3 separate regions of the Homo sapiens genome follow, and all the other regions are linked to region 3. The links are chromatin loops, found by intact Hi-C in ENCODE. Cell type or tissue: A673. All regions are shown on one strand.

Region 1 (8,000 bases), 1.5 Mb before region 3:
ATTTAGCCAAAAATCAGAAGAAAACTCTAAAACAAGTGTAAAGGAACACTCCAAAGTGAATCAATTTACAGATATGAAAAAACACATTGAATCAGAAATATGAAAACTAGGAACAGAAATAGACCCCCAAAAAAGCACACACAACAACTACCCAGAAAGAACCCCAAAGAGTAGGTTTTCAAAATAATTTTTAATAAAGATAGGGTCTTGCTATGTTGCTTAGGCTGAACTCAGAGTCCTGGGCTCAAGTGATTCTGCTGCTCATCCTCCTAAGTAGCTGGGACTGCAGGTGGGTGCCACCCAGCTTCCCTGATCTGATCACTATACTTTATGTGTATCAAAATATCACTGTGCATCCCATGAATATGTGCAATAACTGTGTTGATTTTTAAAAAATTAAAAGAATGCAAACAATTTTTTAAAACCCAGAAAATAATAAAATGAGTGAAAATGAATTGGGAAGGGACTTGGGAAAGAAATAGGGCAAAAGATAAAAGTTCATCAGTAATGAAGACTGAAGAGGAGGATAGAATCAAATAAAATGGAAAGAATGTTGACAAAAATAGATCACCAATCAAAATAATGATGACATGAAGAACAAAGTAAAAAAGGTCAGAGGGAAACTGGTTGAAATGACATAAAATTGGAAAAGGGTGTCTAACATACCTATGATTGGCATCCCCAAATAAGAAAATAAATAGAACTAATATTTTAAAAAGTGAAATTCCAGAAAAGTTCCAGAACTAAAAGGAAAACTGAATTTACACATAGACAGGGCCTAAAGGGAACTAGGAAAAAATGGAGTAATTGATTCTGGGACATGGTCTAGTAAAATCAATAGACATTAAAGGAAAAGAAAAAATCCTCAAGTCCTCCAGGCACAAAGATAGAATAACTTAGAAAGGCAAGATAATTAGTTTGTCATCAGACTTCTTTAAAACAACATGAAAAGCAAGGCAATAGCAGAGTTGCATTCTCTGTTAGGGAATGAGCTTCAATCAACCAAAAGATGTCTGGGAAAGCTTTGCCAAAAGTACTAATAAAAAATAATATGTAGACATTACATGTTCTCACAAATAAGAACGAACACAACTTTAAAAATGAGAGGAGACTTCAACTTCTACAAAAGTGAAGAGGACACATTTTCCTATATTTCTACCACTGTGTGAAGCTAAAAATCTGAACATTACATGTAAAATGAACATAAGAAGGCTTGGAAAGGTGAAGAGAAGAAAATAGACTTCTAGAGACTGACAAAAGGCCCTGAATTGGAAAGGTGCACCGAAACATGCCAGCACTAGAGATAAATCAAAACAGAATTCTAAAAAAAGTTCAAGTAACCTACAGGAAGGCAGAAAAAGCAAAGCTGGAAAACAGAAGAAATAAGCAGAGAACAAAAAACAATATGGCAGACTTCAGCTTTATTACATCAATAATTGAAGGCAACACCTTCAAAATGGCAAACTATAGATGGAGGACAAATTACTGATGGCCAGTGTTTTGGGATTTAGGGAGGGATGGGAGTAGAGGTGGCAATACAGAAGTAGCCCAAGGGAGATCTCTGTGGTAATGGAATGTCTGTGTTTTGATCACAGTGGTGGTTACACAAATCTGCCATTGTGATAAGACAACATAGAATTATATAAACATGTTATACCAATGTCAATTTCTGGTTTGATACTATACTATACAATTTTGTCATCTGTAACTATTGTGGGAAACTGAAGTGTACATAGGACCACTCTGTCCCATCTTTGCAACCTCTGTGAATCTAGAATTATCTTTAAATAAAAAATTATAAAATAAGTAACAATATTAAAATAGGAGGAGAAGACAGAGAAATAGTAAAAAGCAGAATAAATCATTTAGGTGTAAGTAGAAGAATTTTTTTGAACTGAAAAGATAATAAAGAAGGGTAAGTAGGAAAATAGAGAATTAGTAGAATATAAAAAGTATTGATACCAATAAAAACACTATGCTAAAAAGAAAATTTTTGTGAAAACCAAAAGTAAAAAAAGGAGAACACATCAAATAGAGAAGAAACACAGTAAATGTAATGAAATGTACACATGTATCAAAACATAAAATAGTCAAAATTGAGACCAAACCAGTCAGTCCTATCAATAAACATGAAGGGATTTAGCATATCTATTTTTTAAGTATGCAGCATTTCAAATTGGTTTATAAAGCAAAACCCAACTCAATACCATATATGAGAGACACTCTTTAAATGAATGAATCAAAAGAACTATAAATGAAGGGATGGACAAAAACTTACCAAGGAAATGGAAATAATCAAAGTCAGGCATCTATGCTGTGTGAATTATTTAAGAACAAGGCTCTGTAGTAGGATGCCTGGGTTTGAATCCCTGCCCATTCCCATCTCCTAATATTTCTCCTTCATTTATTCTGTTCTAGTCAATCTGTCCCTCTTGCTGGTCCTCAGAAATTCCGAACACCCTCCATGTCCATGCTCTCTTCCTGGATCAGTCCTTCTCCAGGTACCCATGGAATTGCTTCACCACGTTCTTTGTCTTTCTTCCCTTAAAACTCCTTATCAGAGAGGAGATACCTAGCCCGTATATAAAACAGTAATCCCTAGCATTGAAATACAAAATAGCAAACTGCACAGCACTTATCATCACTTGACATATGACATGCATTAGTCAGCTTGGACTGTCATAACAAAATACCACAAACAGTGATTTAAACAACAGACATTTATTTCTCACAGTTCTGGAGGTTGGAAATTCCAGATCAAGATCCAGTAGAGTTTGACTCCTGGTGAGAGCTGTCTTTCTGACTTGTACATGGCCACCTTCTCGCAGCAGTCCTCACATAACATTTCCTCTGAGTGCATGTTCTGAGTTCCTCTTCTCATAAAGACCTTAGTTCTATCAAATGAGGGTTCCACCCTTGTGATTTCATTTACCTTAATTGCCTCCTAAAGGCCTTATCCAAATACAGTCACTCTGAGGGTTATAGCTTCCACATAAGAATTTTGGGGGAAGATAATTTAGTCCATAGCATGACATATTTGTTTATCATCTGCTGATGCAGACTCCATGAAGGCAAGAACCTACCTGTTCTGTTCACTGCTGTGTCCTACTGTCTCAAATATGGCCTGACGTAATTAGAGCTCAAGAAAAACTGTGATGAACTGTGAATTAATGAATAAGTGAAAAAAAGCTAGAATGTCTTTGGTGTGTCCTTGCCCTCACGAATCTTCCCTTTTCTCATCCATAAAAAGGGAATAATAAAAATACCTCTCACTGTTCTGTTTTAAAAATTCAAGGAGGCAATTCATGCCAAGTGTTCCCTATTGCACGTAGCATATAGTAAGAGCACAGTTTAGATTAGTTATTGCTGTATTATTGTTGTCATATGATTATGTTGAGGCTAATGTACTACTGTGTTCCTCATTACAAAGCTGATCAAGATGGAGGAGACAGGAGAGAGCTGGCCCAGCACGGTCTAGAGGGATGGTGGTCGTTGTTTCAGCAGATGTCATAGATAGGTGCTCTTGTTTTTAATTTATACTTTGACATGAAATTGGAGATGTTTACCTGGCTTGAGAACAAACAAGCCCATGCCCTATGTTTTATGGTCTATATAGGTAGTTAATAACCTGTTCTACCATCCTGTTTCAAGTTTTATGATATCACTATGATCTGACCTCTACACATGTCACCATTTCCATGGGATGTTGGGAAGCCTCATTCGCAATTGTGGGAGAGGGAACATGCTTTTTTGCATAGCCCCTAGTCCAAATCTACCCCAGCTGGGAAGGCTTTGGAAATTCTGGGTTCATCACACTACAGGGTCTACAGTCAGGCAACCTCGGTGGACACTGATCCCTCGGAGGAAGATAACTAAGCAGATGAGCTTATCCAAACCTTAGACTCAGCCAGCTGATTATCTCTTTTAGCTTTATCTGAGGAAACAATGCATTACCATGCCTTCCTCTCACCCCAGTCTGTCCTCTAATCCTTAACAACCCACACAAACAACCACAGAATTCATGGTCAAAATTGAGCCCTGAGTGAATCTTGACTCTTTGAGCTTTTGTCTTGGGGAACAATTAATCATTGCTGAGAAGCAGATAAGATGTGGCTTGTGCACATCATCCATCATTCTTGCCGAACTCGAGGAACTGTCCAGTTATTCTGGAGTTGTAGGGTGGAGGTTGTCACCAGCATCAGCTGGCAAAATACCTTTATAGAACATTCAGGCCCATGGAGTCTGTTTCAGTCAGCAAATCCAAAGGGTATTGTCTACTTCTCTGTACAGAAGGCAACTGCCCATGCACAGACTCCCACACCAATGCCTGACCTGTCCACAGCCAGACCTGTGATGGGCTTGGTGTTAGATCCCAAAGCTTTTTTGACCCTCACCCAACTGGTTTCTGCCTTTGGGAATAGAAATGCTGATAAGGAAATAGTTGTCTTCAGATGGCAATCACCTTAAGGAAGTACAAACCTTGAAGAGCACCTTAAAATATAAAACCAAACAAAACAGACTGTATCTGAAAGATCAGATTGCTACCGCTATTGCTTCAGACTGCCAGAAGATGGGGCCCCATCTATTTTTTTTTAATATTCTTTTGCAAACTCCAGATATTGTGGGAGAAAACCTGGGTCGGTGAGTTTATACCACAGCAAATGATTTCACTTCAGCTTTATTTTTGCAGCTTTCTTTCTTTCTTTTTCTTTCTTTCTTTCTTTCTCTTTCTTCTCTCTTTCTTTCTTTCTCTCTCTTTCTTTCCTTCTTTCCTTTCTTTCTTCTTTCTTTCTCCCTTTCCTTTCCTTTCTTTTCCTTTCCTTCCCTTTCCCTTTCTCCTTCCTTCCTTCCTTCCTTCTCCTTCCTTCTGTCATCTTTTCCTTCTTTCTCTCTTTCTGTCTCTTTCTTTCTTTCATCACTGTGTATTCTTTGGAGACTATTTGAGAACTCTTTTCTCCTCTTTTTATTTTTAAATATACATAATGACAACTCCTCAAGCTTGGCTTTCAAAATGAGTAAAATAGAAGCCATGGCTCTTTCACTAGTTGCCACTTACTTCAGTTTTTTACCCAGAAAAATAGAAGTTTAATAACATCTGCCATACCTATTTGGTGGAGCCTTATTTTAAGCCTTTGAAAGCCTCAGAAGAAAGGTGGAATGCCCGCTAACAAAGAGTGATTATCTATCCTCAAGGACTCAGCTTGGGAGACCCCATTATCACACCACTCCCACATCAGGAGGTAACATAACAAAAGGTAATAAAGGAGGCCTTTTGTGAGTGTGTTGGGGAAGAAAGATGACTCTTGAAGAATAAGCAGGAGGAGGTGGGAAATGAAAAAAGACAGGAGAGAAATGCTATTTCTCTTTTTTGAGCAGTATAATTTACTGTATGCATCCTCTGAAATGCTCTATTGTATGTATGTGTGTTTTCCCTTTAGTAAAGGCCTAATTTCCCCCCTTAACTCAATTCCTCTGTCCCAGTTTAAAAACAAAACCAAACAACAAACCCTCCTTCCCCCACCCCCTGCCACACACACAATTCACTGGACTTAAGTGCAGTTATAATTTCTGTGACAATATGAAGAATTTCAAAACCACGCTTGCAACTTCTTAGTGAAATTATACTGTGGCTCCCGGAAAAAATCAGCTTTACAGAGCAGCTTATGCTGAATCCTAGCCTGGTTCCCAGTCAAGCTATACACAGAGAACCCCTGTCAGCAGAGGGGAAAAATCTTCTGATGGGTTGATTGGGTGGTTGGACCAGCCCCTCTCAGACATCTTGGTGGCACCAGATACAAGGAATTTACAGATTTTATGGTATGATTCAGTTCCTGATTAAGGTTCACAGGCAAATGGTCTGGCTGTGGCTAAATCTTGCTTGTCTTGGAACCACTCTCAGGCAATACCCTGCTCTCTCTGAATTGAAATTGGCAGTTCCCTTGACTCATTTTTTTTTTCTTTAATTTAAGAGACTGTGTTGTGTCTTTGTGTCAGTGAAGTCTTAAGATTTTTGTAGTTATATATAAGATATTCACTAGCTTGAGACACCTGCCTTGTGTATCTGGACTTGTAGGCTACCTTAGAGAAGGTGCTTTTGGGCTGAATTCAACACCCTGAGTTCTGAGCCATGTTGTGTCTTGCTGAAGAGGTCAGCAATATTGTCAAAAATGTGAACCTCTTGGAAGATCAGGTCTAGTTAAATCCCTGCTAGTCCAGTTTTCTTCCAGATTTCAAGCAATACTGTCAAAGATAAGAGCATTCACCAGTCATGGATACTACAGCTATTCAAGCTATTCATTTCTATAGATGAGATTAAGGTTGACCATGTGGCTGACCCACCTTCATCAAACACTTCTGCAAGTGCAAATGTCCTGCTTTGTCATTTGCACCATCTTCTCCTCACAAAGCAGGCAAAGGGGACTATGTTCCAGCTCCTAACCTTTCTCCATAGACAACTAAAAATGGCAGGCAGTATAGTAGTTAAGCCCCATCAACTTCAACTCACATCTCAACCTTATTAATCACTAACTGATCTTATGTCTTTACTGTAAGCCCTTGTCCTTATATATAAAATGGGGATTATCAGAGTGGCTGCACTCTGCACAGTGTTTGGCACACAGTGAGGACTCAGTACATGTTAGCCCTCATTCTCCTCCATCCTCAGCAACAGATAAAAAAAAAATAGAAAAACTGCAATAGACTTTAGAAATCATCCATTCCAGCAACTTTGAAATCTTTTAAAGCCATGGAGAATGTTCCGTAGAAATGAAACTGTCGGCAGAAACATAAACTTGTGAATTAGATCCATGAAAAGTGTTTCTGAAGAAGGTAGGAAGAGCTGGAAGATGAGGGATCCTACCTGCCTGGCCCTCCTCCTTCCTTTCCCTGTCCCCAGAACACTCCTGAAGATCACGTCTCTAGCACATTAGAATTCCCAGGTTTAGACTCAGACAACCACTCATCTAACCCTGATCCACCATGTTAAAAAAACAAGCTGACAGATGAAATGAGTCTCAGGTATGGCCATGTAGCTACAGAAAGACCTAGTCAGACTTGAAAAGCCTTTCTTTTTTTTTTTTTTTTTTTTTTTTTTTGAGACAGAGTCTTGCTCTGTTGCCCAGGCTGAAGTGCAGTGGCAGGATCTCGGCTCACTGCAAACTCCGCCTCCTGGGTTCAAGCGATTCTCCTGCCTCAGCCTCCTGAGTAGCTGGGACTACAGGCACCCGCCACCACACCTAGCTAATTTCTGTATTTTTAGTAGAGATGGGGTTTCACCATGTTGACCAGGATGGTCTCGATCTCCTGACCTCGTGATCCACCGGCCTCGGCCCCCCAAAGTGCTGGTATTATAGGCATGAGCCACAGTGCCCGGCCCGAAAAGTCTTTATTACATACCCTTGAACTAGGCACTGGAGAAAAGTTCTATTAGTCTTCATCTACTTTATGTTCTGAAGCTAAAATCAGGGTTTATGCTCTTGCCAACAAGCAAAATATTTAGAATTCAGACTTGTCTAGAACATTAGAGATGTCTGGGCATAGTTGATCCTAAGATCCACTGAATGTATAAGCTAGTAGCTGAGACTAGATTTCTTCATAAAAAGATGAGTAGGGCATCCCCGGCTTAGAATCAAATGTGTGGTCCAGATGGCAGTATAGGATCAGAAAGTGGTAATAATCTGGAAACACTGGGGCCCATAGGGGATGCTTCATGAAGGGTTTTGTACATAAGGGAGCCCTTGATGGGAAGTTAGAACCTCAGCAGGGGAGAGAGGGTTAAACATTCACTAGAGAGGGAACTCTGAGCAAAGGTGTGCAAAACAGCATACATGTGGGAAGATACCATGGAGAGATGGTGGACGGGAGGCAGGACTAGATTCCAGCTCTGGACAGAGCAGCATGCGGAGGCTTACACTGTGAATTTTAGCTGCAGATCCACTGCAAGAACAAACTAGCAATCCCAAGAGGACCCACAGACTCTCTGAAGAAAGTGAGTTGCCCCT
Region 2 (8,000 bases), 730 kb before region 3:
TTATCAGTGATGGCTTTTTCAGATCCATCTGTCATCAAACCTTGGGTCTTAATCTTCTGCCATTGTTCAAATCTGTTTTCACCTCATTTTCAACTCTGTAATAATTCTTCTAATTCCTCATATTTTTCACTTTCCTGAGCCTCCTATCTCTCTGAAAGACCTTCTCACTATCTGTTCCCAGGCATACCTTTTTTTTCCTACACATGCCTCAAAACTCAAGTTTCTCTGCTTAAAACTTTGTCTTGAAGACTCTCTTCTTGTTCTTCCAAAGAGCTCTCCTCTTTCTCTGTGCATTCATTTAACAGACATGTATCACACATGTTAGACCAGGCTTTGTGCTGGGTGAAAGGGATTCAGAGATATTATGTTGAGAAACATCAGCATGCAGTGATGTACTGGTAAGTGTTTAATGACTGAAACTCAAATATATATATATATATATGTATATATATATGTGTATATATATATGTATATATATACGTATATATGTGTATATATATATGTATATATATACGTATATATATGTGTATATATATGTATATATATATGTATATATATACATATATATATATGTGTATATATACATATATATATATGTATATATATGTGTATATATATGTATATATATGTGTATATATGTATATATATGTATATATATATCTACACACACACATATATATACACACACATATATATACATATATATATACACACGCATGTATATATACATATATATATATACACACACACACACATATATGTATATATTAGCCTTGATTCATTTGCAGAATTCAGCGGTGAAATACTCCCTTCATGGCCAATTTCAAGTTACCAGTTTGGCTTCACCTAACTGGAAGTTGAGTAGAGAGGTGTGCAATTGGCTCTTGCTGCCCAAAGCAAGCATACTGTAGCCTACTACAGCTAATGGGCATGTGCTAACATTCTACTTTAAAATACATACACTTAAGCCAATATTAATAATGTATAGATATAAATATAGTTCCCTTAATCCCACATATCTAAAATAACATATCTCACATGTTTAATAATAATATGAGGCACATGTGTGACTATAATAGGGAAGACTGGTTAACTTCTAACCCTTTCTCACTTGGGCACTGGGGAAGATTAGTCAGGGGACATTAATCAGGCATCTCGAGGAGGAACTATCTTGTCTGAGACTGTATCTTTTCTCCTCAGATGGGTTCTAGGGCATGTGGTAATTAGAGTTCTTGATGTCCCTGTCTGCCACTTTACAAATTTCTCTCTCAGAAGCACGCAGCCTTATTAATTTTATTCCAAAACAAAATTCAGAATCTACTATTTTTATTAATCATTGTTATTACATAAACCTGTGCAAGACAGAGAGGTTTGGAAGACAGAGATCTCCTTAGCTAAATCTCCTCTGAAACTGTCCTATCCCAGATCGTAAGTGTGAACCTAGAGTTCTTTCTTGTTATATGCAGAGCAAAGTCATCATCCAGGCAGAAGGCTGCTTTTAAAGTTTCTACTTTATTATTTAGGAGGTAAAATACCTGCTTCTGGTTTCCTAGTAAAACACCTCTGTGGATCCAGCAGCTGAAGTTAAAAAATATTCACCTGTTAGCTCAATGGGAATTGTCATGTCAGCCATTGTTTCTATGACTCTTAAATAACATGACCTCTACTTTTCTCCTGTACTGTGCTCTTCCATCACATGAAGTTATAGTGCATATGGAGTTGATCTTAAGAAAATTTCTTAAGAATGTTCCAGAATTCTCTGGGAGGTAATTTTCCTCCACACGCTGACAAGATGTTTTTCATCTTCAGAATAATGAATAATTTTAGTCAGACGTTAAAAAAAAAAAAGGAAAAGAAAATTGTTCACAGATGCATTGAAAATCCAAATTCACAATCCATCATTTCTCTTTTATGAATTTGTCAAGTACAAAAATCTAATTTTTAGCCTTGCCGGCTATTGTTCTAGGAAGCCAACTGCTTCTTGGAACACGTAACACTTAATGAAGACTTTCTCATAGTTAAAATTACATACAGTCCACGCTTACACACTGTGTCTCATTTTGTCACCATTATGGAAAGGAAATAATTATGTCCATTGTATCCCCTAACTCAGTCTCAAACCTTTCTCTCCTTTCCACAGCCACTGTCCACACTTGAGATAAGTCTCTGTGATTCTTGTCTCAAGCTTTGTGTCCTTGATTCCAATAATATCCCTCCCTCTAGTTCATGACCCAACCAACTGTCAAAATGATTTCATAAAACTCAAATCTGAACAATTTCCTCCTTCAAATCCTATTTATAGAACCTCCTCAAGCCCTAGGGTAAAGTCCAGCATACATAGCTGCTGTTCTCAAATGTCTGTTTCCAATCATTTACACCTGCAATACAACAATAACCGTCCACATCTCTCATTATTCTTGGTGAGTCTCAGACATGGAAGCAGGGTCAAGTCAGAGGAGAAGGAAATGCAGAAGAAACGAAAAAATTGGAGGAACCTAAATAAAGAGAAGGGGTTTGAAAAGAGGCATAGAGAGACATGTGCAAATTTCCTTTTATATTTGATCAAGAGAAGAAATGAAAGTTGTAGGTAATACAGTATTTGAGAATTAGTGCATGTTTGTGAAAATATTTGAGTGTGTTTATACAGAAGAAAGAATGAGCATTGGAGAGAGAGAAAGAGAATCTGTGTGTATGTGCACCCTTGGTGAAAAACTGTGTAAAATTATTTCAGTTGAAATGCAGAAGAAATGGAAAGGAGAATGGTGTTGTGCAACTCTTTCTAGCAGGAAAAACTAGAGGGCTCAGTTAGTCACATTAGTCTATTAACCCTAGCATGCTATTAACCTGGGACAGTTTAGCAGCCTTTTTTGTTTGTTTGTTTGTTTTCCTGAAGTGTTTGTAATGAAAGAACAGAAGTAGAGTTGAAAGTTTGGAGCCCAGGTTTTATGGCCAGGAGGGAGAGCAGTGTGACACTTGCTATTATCTATGAATGCTCATGCATTTCAGTTCTAAACTGAGTGGGGAAGATAAATGTGATAGCATTTGCAGGGCTGTTCATAAAGACTGAAATTTACCATTAACAAGTCCATTTCATAGAAAATCTGAGTCATGGGAAAGGCAAGGAAATTAGCTGGTAGCAGAATGTTAAGAGTATCAGGGAATACGTGCTACAATTGCAGGAAGTACCAGGTGTAAACTGCACAGGTGGGTTTCCTGGCTCAGCTCAAGTCATGGCAGGAGACAGAAAGTTCTTTCCTCACAACACAAAGAATCAACTAAGTCTTGAGGAACTTGAGGAACAAGTAGCTCTGTGAAAAAGTAAAGGGAACCTTCTAAAAAAAAGAAGAGGGAGTACAAAATCATACAAGGGCAAGAGAGCCTCTTGAAGCTGAGGCACCTATTGCTCCAGGGGATGTGGAAAACCAAGATTGAAAAAGGGAAAGTTACTCAGTCTCTTCCTTTTAAAAACAGGCTCTTGAAATGCATTCAAAAGCCAACACTATGCAGGCAGAGGCTTTTGCTTGTTAGAGTCAGACTCTTTTGAGAAACTAGTTTTCTAAAATTCAAAAGCTTTCTTTTAAACTTCAAGGAACACAGGTCAGCTAATTAAGGTAGGAGCATGTTACTATGAACTTTAGAAGAGGGAGGATGGAGGATAAGACCCGAGGCAAATTTCCTTTACACAAGATAGACAAAAGCCATTTCTGGGCTTGGGTGGAAATGTTTGGAGAGTCTTAGGGCACACAGTGGAGTGAAGTTGCTGCCTGACTCCCTCCAGTGGTTTGAATGTGCCCCTCAAATTCATGTTGGAAATTTAATCCCCATGCTATATTGTTGGAAGATGGGGTCTAATTAAGAGGTGATTAGGTCACGAGCATAGACCCACATGAATAAATTAATGTCATTATCATGGGAGTGGGTTAGTTATCATAAGAGCAGTTTGTTATAAAATTAAATATACGCCTTATACTCTCTCTGTCTCATGGGCTCACTTCCGCCTTCTGTCTTCCACCGTGGGATCGCCGTTGCCAGATGCCAGCACCATGCTTTTGAACTTCCCAGCCTCCAGAACTGTGAGCTGAATAAGTTTTTAGTCTTTATAAATTACCCAGTCTGTGGTATTCTGTTACAGCAATATAAGATGAACTAAGACATTCACTGAGATGGAACCAGAAAAGCTAAACTCAGCCTTTTCCAGAGTTAGGGGCAGGGCTTCATTAAGCCTTACTTAAAGATACAGCCTACAACAAGAGGGAGGATTCTGCCTTCTTTCCTTTTGGAATCCTCTGGGGAACACTTTTCAGGAGTTCTATACCCACATAGACTGACCCCTGGAAAGTTGAAATGGTGCAATGACTTGTTTGGGCTGAAAGAGGGTTGAAGTTTATTTCCTAGTTCCTCATGTGTACACAACACCCAAGACTTCCTATGCACCCCAATGAGTGGTTATGCAGGTGACAATAGTCTTATGGGGCTAAAATCAAGACATTCATAAGACTGTACTTCTTCCTCTAAGAACACATCTGTGTTCTTACCCTTTTCAGTATCCCTACCACATTTCTTGATTAGTGGCCTCCTTCTAACATCTTTAAAGCCAGCAACATGACATTACTCTTGCCATCCTTATATAATCACATCTTAGACTCTCCCTTCTGTCTTCTTCTTCCACTTTTAAGGATGCTTATGATTATATTAGGACCATCTTGATACTCCATGATAATCTTCCCATCTCAAGGTCAACTGATTAGCAGCCTTGATTCCATTTGCAACCTTAATTCCCGTTTGCCATGTAATGTACTGTAATCACAGTTTCTAGGGAATAGACATGGACATCTTCAAAAGGCCACTGTTCTGTCTGCCACAGAGGACTTCAAGGCCAGAGGCCATTACTGATACATGAAAGATCACTTCTATCACCAGCAGGAACAGCAAGTACCCAGAAACAGGGTTCAGATGAGAGATCTGCATCTGCAATGTCACGTAAGTATCCCACATAACACTCTGGGAGAAGAAAAAGGAGGAGGGAAGTTAAAAAAAAAAAGTTACAAATAGCCAGCATTAACCTGGGGAAAGTCTTTGACTTAAACTGGAAGAGACAGAAAATCTGATAAGTGGCAAGATTAAATGTTTTTGCTGACATCAGTGGAACTGAAGAGAGGGCTTTTTACCAAGTTATTTGAGTTCTAGAAAATACATAAAATTATATGCATGCATATGAGCATAGCAGTATATAAATTTCAATACTACCATATTTCTAAATTTTTATGTCTTTTTCTGCTCCCATTCTTGTACTTGCCTTTTTTCTCCTTCATCTCTTCTCATTTTTTCCCCTCTGCATCTCCAAACCCCGTTGATTTCATTTGTATTATTTTGCCATCTTTCCTTTCCTTTTCTTCTCATTGTATAACTTCCTTTTCTCATTTCATTCCTTCCTTTTGTTTTCTTACATCAAATCTGATTACATAAAGAGAGATGGGAGGTGAGACCATATCTTTTCAATATTTCTGTCACCAAGACTTAGCATGGGCCTGAAAGATAGCAGATGCTCAGTAACTGTTCATTGACTAAATGAACAAATTGAATCCTTTGTTATGCAGCAAGAAAAGGATCCTACAAAACAGCCAACAACAGTGCTAGTATTCTGAAAACACAGAGAAAAGATAGGTTGAATTGGAAATAATGTTAATTATGTTTCCTTTTAATGATCCTAGTTTCTCCAGCTGTCAAGTGAATTATCACCTTTTAAATATGCCTGTTTGGAAAAATGCTTTAAATTACAGCCAGAAGATGCAAAAGAGTCAGAGTAATTGGAATTAAATTTATTTGGATGAGTTTCCATTTTTACTGTTGTTTAAATGGGTTCACATAAATTGAAATAGGAAGAACCTTCCAAATGAATAAAGGCAACAAAGTGTGATTGCCTCACTCAAAGCTAAAGGCTAGAGAGGAGCTGATCAGAAAAGAATTATCCTCAGAAACAACAAGCCAGGGTGCTCTTAAATCTTCAGGTTATGAAGGTTTCTCCCTTTGAAAATTACCTGCTTTGATAATAGCACACCATTCCCTGAAGGGCAAGAATAGCTCCAAATTCTATGACTGTCCAAATTATGGACTGAACACCTCGTAGTGATTATATTCCTGAAAATGTTACTTTAAAAGAAAGGTATTCTGATTTCATGAAGCATTTACAAGAAAACCACAATCAAAATGAGCCTCTAGACCTTGGAACGGCGGCCATATAGGGCTAAAGAGGAAGGAGAACCACCATAAAGTGGGTAGGGAAACAGAAAATGACAAGAGGAAGCCCTGCCTTGTAGCTGAAGATCAGTACCTTGTGTTAACTGACCACAGGTGAGAAAGCATTGAGGAAGTCAGATAAGAGGATGCTAGTGGGTGTTTTTCAGTGGATGGAGAGGGCAAAATATTGCATACATTGTTTTATGTAAACTTTTATACAGCTTTCAAACCTCATGTTATGCTAATTTTTCAGAAAAGAAAATTAAAATTGATAAGTTTTTTCACAACTTGTCTACATTTATACAACTTAACGGTAGACCTAGAATTTGAACTTTAATATGCATTGCTAAGCCTGTATACTTAGTCACTATGCTATGTGAGAAAAAGCTGCCCTTCTTCTGTATGGTCATTTTTTGGCCCATTTGTTTGCTCTTACCTGTGTCTATACAGATTATATAATGTTCTATGCAGAACTTAGATATGTCTGCTGGAGCTGTAAGTTTAAAGCAAAGATCACCCTGGTTGTAGGTAGGTTTGTAAAGCAGGAGTCGGGAAGCCAGGATTAGAAAAACAACTACCACCATAACTCTCATCACAATTGCCTTCTTCCATCTAGAAAGTTGGTTATATGGGGCCTCAGACTGTGGAGTCTGACCATTGCTTCTTGTTGCAAATTCTCAGTGATAGCTCCAAGGCAGGATACTTAAAACAAGCATACTGCAGCGGGGGGACATATGAGTCCACAAAACAGCCTAGAGCAGCAGGAAAATCACCTCCAACTTACTTCTGCCTTCCAAATGTTAGGTAGGTGCATGTAATTGGCAAAAGTCTAATTTGCATTTAAAAATCAAGCTGTGAAGGAATTAGAAATGTAGTTTTTACTTTGTCAGTCTATGGATTTTTTAAAAAGAATAGAAGAAAATAAGAATAAATGCTGAGTGCCAGTTCTATATAGCCAACACATCTAGTAAATACAAAATATGGTTTTTCAGCCTCTACTGTAAAAAAAGAAAAAAAAAAAGCAAATGATGAAAGGTGAAAGCAGAAGAATGTGGGCTGATATGCCAAATAGAGTTCCTTTCTTAGAACATGACACATGTCCTCCAAAGAGAATTAATCCCAGGGTCTTCAAGGCAGCAAGCTGAGAAAAGTTCTACTATTTCCCACTGGGGCTGAACTTGGAAGCACATAGCCCTGAGTGCTTCTGGCAGGCTTCTTGCGATCTCAAAAGGAAAGCCTGTCAACAAAGGAGACATGGAGCTAAGAAATGGAGAGGCTGTAACAAATCCAGAACTAAGTTTTTCAACTCCCTTTATCCAGCTACATTTGAAGCCACATCTACTCTTTAAATATTTGACTACATACGTTGATATATCATTTTTAAAAATTAAGGCTTTCCAACTGTCCCCTTTATCCAAAGAAATCTTCTTAACCAGAAATTTTGCATTGTATTAAAAGAGAAAGAGGCCTCAGGTCTTCAAATTTCCAATTGAGATACAGAGTAAAACATAGTGTTAGAGCCAAGAATAGCATAATGATTCCAATAATTTCATCTACAAAATAAGCCATAGTAAACAGAAGCAGATCTAATTTGTAAGGAAGATAGCTAGATTGGTACATGGAGCAATTATGATTAGAAAGGAAGCTAGTAGGCAGGCTAATGTTTCCACCTAGAGCACCCAGACCCATTAAAGTCCTAGTCTCAAACGAATGAATGGACTAGAACTCTAAAAACACTGAGAACTGTTATCTTAACCCAGAAG
Region 3 (8,000 bases):
AAATGCCAACTGCTCCCCATTGCTTTCCAGCTCTTTATAAAATGTAATAATAACTTTATTATTTTTTGAAAGAATAGGGTGTTGATAAGGATTAAATGCGTAATACAGGTAAAGGTTTAAAACAGTGTGTGGCTTATAGTATTTAATAAATGTTAGCTTTTATCATTATTATTACCATTAGTATTTTTATCTAATTACTATTTCATTCTAGCATGTATGATATTCTAAAAGTTTTATTTCGGTTATCTATTTATTCACATAATTGTTATCTGACTTCCCCACTACTGACCTCTATATGGAGGTGTCTATGTTACATCCCTACTAAGTACTTAACAAATAGCAGTTGGTTGGATGAATGATTTAATGAGTGAATGAATAGGCAACTATCACACTCAGCAGACTCATTTTGTCCCATATCCCAATAACCTATTTGTAAGAAACACTTTCTTATCTGAATTTTAGGCATGAAGAAATAATGACACTGAAAACATCGAGTGACTTATTCATACAGGATGAGGATGAGCAGGAGATGAACCCTTATCAAATTCTGGCTCTACACCAAGCACTGTGAGAGACCCACTGATTTATCCAGGCTTCTGGTCATTCATTCCACAAAAACATATTAAGTTTCCACTCTGGGCCATGCATTTGGCCCCTAGACCCATCTGAAAAGAGGAGCTTTAATCCTGGATTACATCTCATTTTTGTAATCTCAATAGGAAAGCAGGTCTCAGAGCAGACCTCACGGTGAGGAGGAGGCAGGGGTACCCCCTCCCCAGAAGCACAGGCCCTGAAGCGTCGTTGGGTCCTTTCTCCCTTTGACATCTGATTTCCTCATAGATGACTGTCATAGCCATAATTCAATTGTCCCAGGACCAGCACATGTGGGTCCAGTTTTGTCAGCCTGCAAGGACATTGTGCAGCTTTGTTTGTTCCAGTGTGGGGAAGGGAGGTGTTGATAAGCATCATCATAATCAGGATCTGCTGTCCATGACTTACCATTCATTTCCTAATCAGTCATCACATTTTGTTCAAGCTTAATGCTGACCTATTGAATTTAACGCCACATTCTGCAGCAAAAAGCCACTGCTGTGTTTACTGGGGGAAATCAGCTAGCTCTTACCCTTGTTGCTGTAGCACGCACAGGAAACTTAGATTTTCAGGATATTCCCCCACCCCCGTGTTATCTAGGAGTTCTCATTTTGTTCAAAGAATGTCCCCTCTGTCTTCCCGCTTTCCCTCCGTGGTGCCAAGACAACCTGAATTACATTAAAGCCCAGGCGGCTCGATATTTAGGCTGCTTTCCTCCTCTCTCCCTTACCCCATTCCCATCAACACACATGCACACATACACCTGTGTGCACACACCCATGCACACACACAAATGGGATGTGAGCCAACAGAACACTGTGTGACCTTGAACCAGTCACATCTTTCTAAGCTTCCATTTCATCAGCTGTAAAATGAGGAGGGCAGACTCAGTTATCCCTTTCTTTTCTAATATTGTATGATTCTAATCTTCCCATCATTCTCAAATGATGGAATTAGAATTATAAAATGTCTGAAATGGAAGACATGCTGAAAACTAATCCACTAATGAAATAATATCCCCATATTTCAATTCTTCCTTATTTTTTGAGACAGCGTCTCACTCTGTCTCCCAGGCTGGAGTGCAGTGACACAATCTTGGCTCACTGAAGCCTCAACCTCCTGGGCTCAAATGCTCTTCCCATCTCAGCCTCCCAAGTACCTGGGACTACATGTGCTCACCACTACACTAGGCTAATTTTGTTCATTTTTTTTGTACAGAGAAGGTCTCACTTTGTTGCCCAGGCTGGTCTCGAACTTCTGGGCTCAAGTGATTCACCCACCTCGGCCTCCCAAAGGGCTGGGCCTACAGGTGTGAACTGCTGCACCCAGCCCACATATTTGAATTATTTTAGTGACACTTTCATCCTTTTTTTCACATCTCCACATTACTATCATTCACTTAACTGGTTTTTCTTTAAATTGACTTTTTTTTTTTTTTAGACAGAGTCTCGCTCTGCCGCCCAGGCTGGAGTGCAGTGGCATGATCTCAGCTCACTGCAAGCTCTGCCTCCTGGGTTCACGCCATTCTCCTGCCTCAGCCTCCCAAGTATCTGGGACTACAAGTGCTCGCCACCACGCCTGGCTAATTTTTTCTATTTTTAGTAGAGATGGGGTTTCACCGTGTTAGCCAGGATGGTCTCGATCTCCTGACCTCGTGATCTGCCCACCTCGGCCTCCCAAAGTGCTGGGTAAATTAACCTTTTTACTTAAATACATATATTTAAAAGGCATCCCTTATCACTATCACAAATAGAAAACCATAATCATTTGCTATACATGTAATCATAATTAAAGGAAAATAAAGCAATCTAAGAAAATTTTGGCTGGGCCCCACTGCCTGCCCAAGGACCCCAAGCTGCTGCTTGTCCCTCTCTGTGGAAATGGCAGCATAGTATATGTTTAAAGGCACTAAGGTCATGTTGGCATCAAAGGAGACTCTTTTTGCCCTAATCAGAATAGAAAAGAGCCACATTCTCTCCCAAGGGATGTCCATTTTATCTAATACAGAGGCTAGGTGCCACCCAAGATCTCTCTCAAGAACTTCACTTTGGATAAAATGGTCTCACCACTGTTCCTTAGGTTAACGTTGTAATTAGTTCATCTAATGCTCCAAATTGCCAATATCTGCATCTTCTTCACCATGACCTTCACCTGCTACCATTGCCAGGCAGCTCCTGTGAGAAAACAGATATGCTCAGAAACACACACACGCACAAGCACATGCTCCAAAACAATTTTTTAAACAACATAATGCTTCCCTGGCACTTCCCCAAGTCCACTGCTCTAGGAATCGCTGACCTCGGGCAGGTCTACGTCACTACTTTTTCTAAAGAAATCGCTGCCCATGTACAACAAAGAGCAACTTCCATTGAGCATTTGGGGAGCTCTTGAAGCGACTTCCTTTTTTCCTTCTCTCTCTTTATAGACGCGATGTGGAGTAGGGAGCAGGTGGTACACCCTTGTGGGAAAACAGGTACAGAGACTGTGGGGGGCAGACAGGGACAAAAGAGAGAGAGACACTGCCTTCTGCTTATTTTGTGTGGTATAGGAAGAAAATATTTAAACGTTTCTACTTTAGATACAGTCTGGCTTCCAATTCCAGTTCTATCATTTTCTAGCAACATAAATTTGGGCAAGTTGCTCAGCCCCTCTGAGCTTTAATCTCCTCCTTAGCAAAATGGCTCTGGTGACACACCCTTCCTTGCGTTGTGAGTGTGTAAGGCAGGTATGGTACCAGGCGCCGAGATAAACATTCATCTAACAGTCCCTTCCTCTTTTACCTTTTGTTTGTTTGTTTTTACTTTGGCACCATTTATGAAGGTCCAAAATAAATCCCTTTTTTATTTGTTTGGTTGTTTGTTTGTTTTGCCTTCTAAATCCTGAGTCTCATCTACAAAGTGGAAAAAAAAAAAAGGCTGTGAATTTCCATAATGTAAGTTTCGTTTTCTATGACTCGATTATGGCAAGTGATGTATAAAGGCTGAGTGGAGTGACAAGGAGGGGCACAGAGAAGAGGGAGGACAAACTTTACACCAGCAAATCCAACAATCGGCCCCTTTTGAAAAATCATTAGCAGCCTGCTGGAAGCTCCAAGTCTCCCAGATTTGGGATATGAGAGAGTAACAACATGAATCTAGAAAATGTGGTGCCTTTCGTGCATAGATTTGAATTAGAGAATTCTTGGTCAGTTTTGCATATGAAGTTGGGGAGAAGGCGTGGGCGGCGCAAAGAAAAACAGAGAAACACCTCCCCCTGCTGCCTGGATGGCGAATAGCAGCAAAGATGCAAAAAAAAAAAAAAAAATTCCATGGTCATATAAAAACCCTCAGCCTATTCCGAGGGTTTGCAAAGGATTCACTATGTGCAGGCAGCTGAATTTTATGGAATGCATTTTCCTATCCTAAGTTACCTTCAAAGGTCATAAAAAATGATCTTAGGACATTATTACAATGATGATGCTTTCCACTGGGCATGTTGTTATTTGTTTCTTGAACAGGAAATATATTAGCGTAACTTTTAAATTAAAATGATATAAAAGTTATAATTGAAAAGTCTTGTTTCTGACTGCCTTACGTATACCTAGCTACTTTTATTAGCTTTTCATATAAATATAAGTAAATGTGACTAATGTAGTCTTCTTTTTTTCCTTCTTACACAATAATTAGCTGTTTGACACTCTTCCGGATATTGTTTTTGTCACTTAACAACATAACTTGGTGATCCTCCCAGAGCCGAAAAGCTCTCCCAGATATGTTTCAGGGCAGCGTAACCTTCCTTGTTCTTCCTTCACTGAGCATGTTATATGTGGAAAGAACACATCCCCACTTGGGGAAACCAGATAAATTGTTTAAATTATTGCAAATGTGAATGATTTTAATGTAGAAATAACCTTTTTCATTCCACATTAATCACAAATACTGTTCACAACCCTTCGTAATAAACTTGTCTCCTGCTTATTTTTTTTTTTCTGGTATTCCTTGTGATTAGAATCTCTCGCCTTGGTATCCGCTGTGTTCAAGAGCAGAACAGAGCTTTGAACTTTACAGGCTAGTGCTCAGAATTAAAAGTGCTTAATGCCACCAAGATTTCTATTAAAAAACCCAGGGTAAAGGAAAAAGCCTTTTGCTTCAGCTGAAATGTTCTTGTAAAGGGCAAAATGGAAAATACAAACACCACTGCCGTTTGCTGGTTGGATACCACAGCCATCGGCACCTCCTGGAAATGGCAAGCCCATGAGTTCCTGATGGAAGCCAAGGTTAGTCTTATTGCATTTGAGAGAGTTAGAAAAGTGTCTTTCAGTGTGGACAGAGAGCCAGCAAGATTGTGAAGGTCAAAGAAAAATCCAATTATCCATAGCAAACACTGACCATACAATTAAATTACACCAGTCAGGAAAGCATCTGATCTTCTGCAACGGACTTCTTCCAGCAAATTTACCCTTGAATCAGTCTGGGCCATTCATTGGCAGCCAGCTGATCAGTTTCCTTCTGCTGCCCTGCATCCTGCAACATGTCTGTAGCAGATGTATCACTGCCCACCTACATCCCCTTGGCCCACCCCAGAGGTCACCTGCAGCTGCAGTGGTCAACTCCCAAGCACGCAGACATCTCAGCATCAAGAACCTGCTTCTCTCTGCCCAAGGGCTTTTTCTGGCCATAGAAGTATCCCCTGCACAGTCCAGATATGCAGGCTGGACAGAAGTTCCAGGGAGCTACCATTCCCAAGAGCAAGCCTCAAGCAATGCCTGGGAGATAAACACCCAGCTCCCTTGCTTGCCCCTTGCCTTGCTGGGGCAATGCCAAAGTGTGTGGTGCCCATACTCTCAGAGGGACACCAGTGCGACTGAGCCCCAGGTGGGACCTACTCATTAACATGCTGTTTATTGGCTTTTCTCTCTTCCCTACTGTCTCATCATTTTTCTGGGATTGACTCCTGTGAGAGCCTTGATCCAGTCAAGAGACAGAAACTACACAGTAAGTTCAACAGGACAAGTGTAACACAGAGTCATTAACTACAATGAAGAGTATAGATATAAGGAAACTCTACAAAGCAACCTAGAGCTACGAGGGAGAACTTAGGAAAAGACGAACTTGAGAAGGATTCAGACCTCTTGGGAAACGGTGAGGTTCAGCCCACGAGACAGCAGAGAAGTTAGCTGCTTTGGCTAGGCTGGAGCCGGCCTGGAATTGCTGGGAACCTCCAGGTGCAGCCAGCCTCCGTTGTGCACGCAGGGGGCGCCAATCAGCAACTGATGGTGAGGGATGGAGCCCGGGAGCTGGCGGGGGCTGCAGGAGGCTGCAGAAGGAGCGGAGCGGCTACTCAACGCCTGACCCTGCCAGCTAAGTGCAGCTGCACACAGGCCGAGCAGAAGCTTGCAAAGGGAGGCTGAGTCCCGGACCCAAGTGTAGCAAGCAGGGAAAGGGAGGGTAGGGCACCGGTAAGGGCAGGAGCCCTTCGGAGGCTCACTCTGTGCTGGGGAGCTCTGCTTTCCATGTCAAGAAGCCTGCACAAAAATTATCACCAAGCCGGGGCTGCAAAGTCACAGAAGGACCAGTTCCACCCGCTGTCCTCGTCCACCCACACTACTGAGCCGCGGTCCCCGCACAACCGGCGGAAACCCTCCTCCAGCTGCGGTGTCCTCCGGCGCCCTCTACTGAGGAAGCCTAGCATCGCGCGCACTTAAAGGAGACGGGCTCAAAGGCACGCCTTCGTTAGTCCCAGAGCATAAATTAATAAAGGGTCCATTCAGAGCTGAGAGGCACAAAAAAAAATTTTTTAAAAAGATAAATACACCTCCAAAGTCCCACTTGCACTCAAACCCTTGTCTCAGGATCTGCTTTTGAAAGAACCCAAATCACGACAATGTCAGACAGAGATGTGATTTTTGTTGACAAAAAGAGTCAGACTCTAAAATATTTAAAGAGATTTATTCTGAGCCAAATATGAGTCACTAATGGCCCATGACATAACCTTCAGGAGATCCTGAGAACATGACCCCAAGGTGATTGGGGCGTCACCTAGATGTATACATTTTAGGGAGACGTGAGACTTCAATTAAATACATTTAAGACATACATTGTTTCAGTCCAGAAAAGGGAAAGTGGGGAGGTCTGCTTCCAGTTGTAGGTAGATTTAAAATTTGTCTGATTTGTCAATTGGTTGAAAGAGTTACTATCTCTAGAAAGAAATGTCTCGGTTACAATAAGAAGTTGTGGAAACCAAGGTTTTATCACGCAGATGAAGCCTCCAGGTAGCAGGCTTCAGAGAGAATAGAATGTAAATGTTTCTTATCAGACTTAAGGTCTGTGTTGATGTTAAATGCTGGCCACGTTTCCTGAATTCCTAAAGAGAGTAGGGTATAACGAGACATGTCTGACACCCCTTCCCGTCATGGCCTGAACCAGTTTTTCAGGTTAACTTTGGAGTGCCCTGGCCAAGAAGGGGTCCATTCAGATGCTTGGAGGGGCTCTAGAATTTTATTTTTTGTTAATATTTTAATCTTGGCTCTGTATGACCTCAAGAAAGGGTTTTATCAGCTTAGAGTCTCCACTTTCTCATCTGCAAGATGGAGGTGATAATAAACAGTCCACCTCACAGGGACTATTCTTGAGAGAATGAAACAAAATAGACCACCTGCTATGCACTTGGTACAAAATAAGTGCTCAAAATAAGTGCTCAATATCACCTCCCTTCCTCCTTTTCAAACCAAATCAAAGCCCCAAAGTTTCTTCTTCCTTTCTTTAAGTAAGAGTCAAGGTATGAGAATGCTCCAAGCTACTCTGCTCAAGACATTTTTCCCTTAAATTTGGCCCAGGCCATCTTGGAGGAAAATGGAGAGATTAGAAGGAGGCCTTGACCTGAAAAGGAATGATTTGAAGTATTGGAAACAAATGATAAACAAGTATTTCTCTACAGAGGAAAAAGTTCCAGTATAGAAGTTCTCTAGGATATGACAATTTCTGTTGGCACTTAAATGAATGAGCTTTAAAGGGAGGAATAGCAGTGTGATAATTGCTACCATTAATTAAGAGTTCACTATGTGCCAAGAATTCAAAGTCATAACCTCTCTTAGTCCTCATAACAATTCTTTAAGGTAAATGCTATTTTTAATCTCATTTATGCAAATGATGAAACAGAGGCTCGAAAAGATGAAGCAGTTTTCCCAAGGTCAGAGCCAGGATTTGATCCCAAGCCTACTTGACTCTAATCCTTGGCTTCAATTGCTATGGTGGATACAACTGGGATTTAGCCTAAGAAGTCAGAAGTCTGCGGTCCTGGTCCAGTCTTTATGTTTAAATCCCTATGTTTTCCAGAGAGTAATTCTTCCCTCCCCAAAGGGATGATTCCTTCAACTGTAAAATGAGAGAGCTGAGTTAGAATCAGGGTTTTTGTAGGGGTGGCACCACACC

The links. Peaks named below come from ENCODE experiments on the same cell type or tissue, not always from the same donor. Only the 100,000 strongest peaks of a DNase experiment are listed, where the experiment ranks them.
Region 1: it touches region 3 in a loop (5-fold over the local background); 28 of 110 quality-filtered maps call a loop at or near these places.
Region 2: it touches region 3 in a loop (3-fold over the local background); 2 of 110 quality-filtered maps call a loop at or near these places.

Annotation. Positions count from the first base shown.
Region 1 is chr4:15,159,463-15,167,462 of GRCh38, reverse strand. All of the region lies in intron 2 of C1QTNF7-AS1 (C1QTNF7 antisense RNA 1), which reads left to right. Among named protein-coding and RNA genes, the nearest start is that of CPEB2, 160 kb to the right of the region's middle. RefSeq lists an enhancer at 7,859-8,000. In A673, CTCF peaks have their summits at 4,553 (motif pointing right) and 7,622; DNase peaks (open chromatin) are centred at 4,602 and 5,812; H3K27ac peaks cover 1,486 bases.
Region 2 is chr4:14,382,166-14,390,165 of GRCh38, reverse strand. No RefSeq gene overlaps it. Among named protein-coding and RNA genes, the nearest start is that of LINC01085, 270 kb to the right of the region's middle. In A673, a CTCF peak has its summit at 3,806; no DNase peak of the experiment used is centred here.
Region 3 is chr4:13,652,512-13,660,511 of GRCh38, reverse strand. LINC01182 (long intergenic non-protein coding RNA 1182) reads right to left here and starts at 5,333. Exons shown (of 4, transcript NR_121681.1): 1 at 5,161-5,333; 2 at 2,658-2,765. RefSeq lists an enhancer at 5,759-5,808. In A673, CTCF peaks have their summits at 3,843 (motif pointing left), 5,834 and 6,240 (motif pointing left); DNase peaks (open chromatin) are centred at 3,801, 5,821 and 6,221; H3K4me3 peaks cover 1,366 bases; H3K27ac peaks cover 3,881 bases.